Linked DNA regions of Homo sapiens: region 1 is linked to region 2. Evidence: read pairs that join two places in POLR2A ChIA-PET (ENCODE). Cell type or tissue: MCF 10A. All regions are shown on one strand.

Region 1 (2,500 bases), 180 kb after region 2:
GCTAAGTCGTTGTCACATTAGGGGTAACTAGACACTTGCTTACCCACACATTCTTGGCCACATCCCTCCCAATAGGGCAAGATTAGAAATCATGACTAAGTTATCAGGCTGCAGCCTTACTTACCTGGAGCCCAATGCCTGCTCAAGCATAACTAGGTCTTGACATGGTGAGATCAGCCAGGTTGGGGAAAGAAGTTTTGAAGCAAATAGGGCAGTCTGCAGGGCCCTGGCCCCAGTGCTGGCAGGGATATTCCCAGGGACAGGAAAAAACTACAAGCAACTGGCCCCACAATCTCCCACATAACAAGCTGTGAGAAGTCAGACAGATTTGTCTGTTCAGTTCAAAGCATCCTCCTTCCTCGTCCCATCTCCTAATCTCGCCCCATCCTATCAGCTAAAAGAAAAAGGCAAATGCCTGAGGCCTTCTAGAGGCCTTTCTGTACTCACTTTGTAACCTATGTGGTTCCACATTGTTCTTTGAACCGTAACTACCCAGGGGCCTGCTGGCATCCATCTAAGCCTATCTCTAGCTGGGATTCCCTGGCTCCCTACATGGTTAGAAAGAAAGTCACCTCTTGCCCTCTTAAGGACCTCACTGAGGCACAGACTACAATGGAGACACCAGGTGGCCAGAGTGGCAGGCAAGAGCCCATGTTGCCTTACAGGGAAATCTGAGCACGCATGCCTTGTCCAGGGTGAGAGGAACGAGGGCCCTCTGCTTCCCTCAAAGAGGGGATAGGGGAAATAAAGTGAGCATTTGGGCTGAGGAGACCAAGAGGCCAAGTCTTGAGGTAAATTGGGCTCAGGTCAGCTAAGAAGGATATACAAAGCATACCTCAGCCAGGAATTACAGTTTTGGGGTTTTTCCCCCCAAGATTCTCGTGCGTTAGCCTCCCAAGTAGCTGGGATTACAGGCACTCGTTACCATGCCCGGCTAATTTTTGTATTTTAGTAGAGAGCGGGGTTTCACCATGTTTCCCAGGCTGGTCTCAAACTCCTGACCTGAAGCGATCCGCCCACCTTGGCCTCCCAAAGTGCTGGGATTACAGGCCTGAACCACCACGCCCGGCCAGGATTTGTAGTTCAGGAATTGCAGTTTAAAAAGAACAGGAAGAGGATTCTGTCAACCGGTTCAGAGGATACGAGAGAGGGGGCTAAAGAGTGACGAGGAAAATAGCAGGAAGGGTTGGGCTCGTGCACCGACGGGGCCCAGGGGAGTGAGGGGACAAAAGTGTGAAGCGGACACAGAGTCACCGGGCCAGGTGAGGCCCATGGGTCAGTGGGGCAGAAGGGGAAGGAAAGAGCCCGAGAATGGGGAGAGATTCAGGGCAATGCAGAGAGACACGGCAGGAAACCCAGCCAAGGCTCGAGAGAAGTTGGGGATTTGTGGGAGGAGAGGGGTGGCCGCGGATTGGCCATCGCGAAGAGAGGCCGCGCCCCCTAGCGTCCCTCCGGGATGAGCCAGAACCCTGCCCGGGCGACCCTGAAGCTCTCCAAGGACCGCCCCGCCCAGCGCGGAGTGCAGGCGCCGGATTCCCTTCTGTCGCGCGGCCTTATAGTTCCGGCTGTGGCGCGCGGACGGAAAGTTTATGCCGACGGAAAGTTTATGCCGACGGACTGTGTCCGGCGATGGGCACGGGGTGAGTGGGGAGGCCGAGGGCCCGGGACTGCCTTTCGCTGCTTGTTGGGGTTACAGGTGAAGGGGTTATGGGTGAAGAACAACCCAGGGCCAGCGCTTGGCCTTCCCGCCACCGTGGCGGCCGCCCCGCGCTGTCTGTGAGGCGCCAGTTCCGGGGCGCTGCTCCCGGCCTCCCCTCGCTCTGAGGCTCGGGGTCCCCAGCTCCGCGTAAACTGCACGATTTCGCCCTCTGCTCAGCTCCCCTCTGCCCCCTCTTTCCAAGAGAGACTTCCAGATCCCACATTTTCTTGACTGATTTTTAAGGTAAAAATACATCTCCCAGATGTGATTTTCAGTCTGGACTTTTAGAGATGAAATTATATCTGAGAACTGGGGAGGGACTCCCGGAGGCTGACGGGAAAGCCAAAGAGCAGGTGAGGCACTAGAAATTCAGGTAGAATCCTGCTTTGAGAGCGAGACTGCTGAGAATCAGTTCTTTATGAATGAGCTAATTATCACCTTCAGGGAAGAATTACAAACGTCTAGCTGATGGACACTTGGTATTCAAGGCCAAATAGGTGGCTAGGGCCTATTTCTCAGACTGTTCCTGAGAAAGAAGAGCCCTAGTTGTTTGAACAGTACACGTGGGAAGGGGGTGGGGGTGGGAGACTTGGGGGCTCAGAATCCACCCAAGTGAGGAATACATAGTGTTGTGCTCACAAAATTGGTAGACTGTGGTGGGCAGGGATTCCCCCCCACCCAAGACGGAGTCTCGCTCTGTCGCCCAGGCTGAAGAGCAGTGGCGCGATCTCGGCTCACTGCAACCTCTGCCTCCTGGGTTCAAGCAATTCTCCTATTTCAGCCTCCCAAGTACTAGAACCA
Region 2 (2,500 bases):
AATTCAAGACCGGCCTTAGGCAACATAGTGAGACATAGTCTCTACAAAAAACAGAAAAATTTGCTGGGTGTGGTGGTGGGCACCTGCAGTCCCAGCTACTCCAGAGGCTGAGGTGGGAGGATCAATTGAGCCTGGGAGGGAGGCTGTAGTAAGCCGTGATCAGGCCACTGCACTCCAGCCTGGGCAACATAGCAAGACTCTGTGTCAAAAACAAGTCTTTTTTTACAGCTTTAACTGACATACAGAGGACTACATATATTTAAAGTATGCAACTCGATTGTTTTGTTTTGTTTTAAAGCAAAATCTTGCTCTGTCACCCAGGCTGGAGTGCAGTGGCACAATCTCGGCTCACTGCAGCCTCCGGCTCTGGGGCTCAAGCGATCCTCCCACCTCAGCCTCTCAAGTAGCTGGGACCACAGGCGCACGCCACCACGCCCGGCTAATTTTTTGTATTTTTGGTGGAGACAGGGTTCTCGCCATTTTGCCAGGCTAGTCTTGAACTTCTGAGCTCAAGCTGACCCTCTTGCCTCGGCCTCCCTAAGCGTTGGGATTACAGGCATGAGCAAAGGCGCCTGGCCTCAGTTATTTTTCTAACCTTTATAGCATGTTTCCCCTTAAAATGTGCTTAAGTACTTTTTTATTGTCCCTCTTCTCCCACTAAACTGCAGTTTCCTGAAGGCAAAGGTTTTCTGTTTCCCTCACCACTGTGCACCCTCTGTATGGATGTTTGTTGACTGAATGAATGAATACAATGAAAGAACTGGAGGTAGGAAATAAAGTTGTAAACTTGGTTAGTAAAAGGCTATGCAATTTAGGAAAAGTTGACTTTAAAGCAGAGGGATTTTGGGGGTCCTGTTTCTTCTTTCATTTGTCCATGGAATAATGTCTAACATTTATTGAGTACTTTCAAGCACTATACTAAGTACTTCACAGGTACTATAGAATTTAACTCCCGAGCAACCCCATGGGGGTAATCAAGCTTTATTAACCTCATCTGTCAACAGCCATCAATGGTGGAGAGCCACAGTCAGGTTTAAGTAGGCCGTATCCAATTAATCCAAAGTAATCGACACCCCGTCAGTCAACAATAGCTGTTTCATCAACGTACTTTTCGGAGAAACCCCCTGAATTCCCCGCTTTACCTTTCTATCTTGGGACCGAAACCTACTCGGCGGTTGCTAACCCTTAAGGGAGTTTCCTGGAGAATGTGAGCACCCTTGGTGGAGGAGCAGCAGCTGCTCAGATCTAGCAAGTCTGAGACGAACCGAGCAAGGCAATCTCAGGACTCCCAGAGTGCCGGGGAGGAAGGAAGAAACAGGTCAGTTGGCGCGAACTGGATTCTTGTGCCTCTGGGTGACGAAAGGTGAAGGGATTGTACGCTTCGCCCACGCCAGCCTGGGGCTCGGGATCTCCTGACCCGACGGGGAACCACGGTGCGTTTCCCCAACTACACCGCACGTCACGGACTAAGGCGACTTAGTCCCGCCCACCTTCACCGCCCCATTATCAGTTTGGCGCTAGGACCCCACGACCCTCAACTCGGCCCTCTCCTCCCACTCGGGCCAGATCCGGCCTTCGATTGGTGCTCGCGGGCGTGATTCCCGCCCCCGCCCCTTCCGTCATTGCCAAGATGGCGCCGGTCGCGGTGGCCGCGGAGGCTAGAGTCGGAGAAAGAGGCGGAGGCAGTGGCGGCCGCGAGGGGAGGGGGAGTCCCGTCTGACTGAGACGGCAGGCCTGGGCGGGCGGGCGGGGGTGCCGCGAAGGGCGGAGCGCCGGGCTGGGGATGAGCTAAGCGGGCTCAGAGCGCCGCGGCATTCAGCCCCTCGTGTTCCGCTACCGCGCGTGCGGGATTCCGGCGCCGCTCTCCGAGCTCGATCCGCTGCTCGCACGGGAGCCAGCTGGGTGGTGAGTGCGGGGGCGGCGACCCGGGCAGCGGTGGCAGGTGGAGCTGTCACGGCCCGGAGAGGTGACAGCCGGGGGCGCGGGAGCGGGGCGGGTGGGTTCGGGGAGGAGGCACGGATGGCCGAGATCTCCGCCCGAGAGCTCCTGAGATCCGGGAGGTGCTCCGCGGCTCGGTCCGCCCCGGGATGGCGCGGCGGTGCTGAGAGTAGCACCCGCGCCTCTGCGTCGGACGCGTGGGGGGCTCCTGTGTTTTCATTCCAGATTTTCTATTCCAGGCTGGCCTGGGGCTGTTGTTATTTGGGAGTGGGGGCGGGGAGGGGGAGGTCCTGGATCTGGGATTTTGACAAGCCCGTTACGTAAGTCGGAGGTGGCTTCCCGGAATCCCACCTGCTCGGTATCTGAGACAGGCGGCGGGGGGAGCCCGGGGTGCCTGCAGGCCCACTTTTCCTCCCAGGGTCTGTTCAGCCTTCCCCGGCCCGCGGGCACGGGTTCTGCGTGAGCGCGGCCAGCGTCCAAGTTGACCAGTTTTTTTTCTAGTCTTTTTGGGGGGGTGTGTGGTGGGGGAAGGGAACTGTTCCTGGTTACCACCATTCCCTTT

Evidence for each region. ChIA-PET counts read pairs that join two places held together with the same protein. Peaks named below come from ENCODE experiments on the same cell type or tissue, not always from the same donor. Only the 100,000 strongest peaks of a DNase experiment are listed, where the experiment ranks them.
Region 1: POLR2A ChIA-PET joins it to region 2 with 22 read pairs; 14 of 35 experiments call an interaction of 5 or more read pairs at or near these places.

Annotation. Positions count from the first base shown.
Region 1 is chr15:65,610,238-65,612,737 of GRCh38, reverse strand. It overlaps INTS14 (integrator complex subunit 14), which reads left to right and starts at 1,607. Exons shown (of 12, transcript NM_001394796.1): 1 at 1,607-1,640. It also overlaps a transcript of SLC24A1 not described here. RefSeq lists an enhancer at 1,530-1,689. In MCF 10A, a CTCF peak has its summit at 1,416 (motif pointing left); a DNase peak (open chromatin) is centred at 1,497.
Region 2 is chr15:65,791,415-65,793,914 of GRCh38, reverse strand. It overlaps DENND4A (DENN domain containing 4A), which reads left to right and starts at 1,622. Exons shown (of 33, transcript NM_001320835.1): 1 at 1,622-1,905. LOC105370866 (a long non-coding RNA gene) reads right to left here and starts at 1,442. Exons shown (of 3, transcript XR_932372.2): 1 at 1,143-1,442. RefSeq lists enhancers at 926-1,545, 769-1,734 and a silencer at 1,736-2,065. In MCF 10A, no CTCF peak of the experiment used is centred here; DNase peaks (open chromatin) are centred at 1,514, 2,034 and 2,244.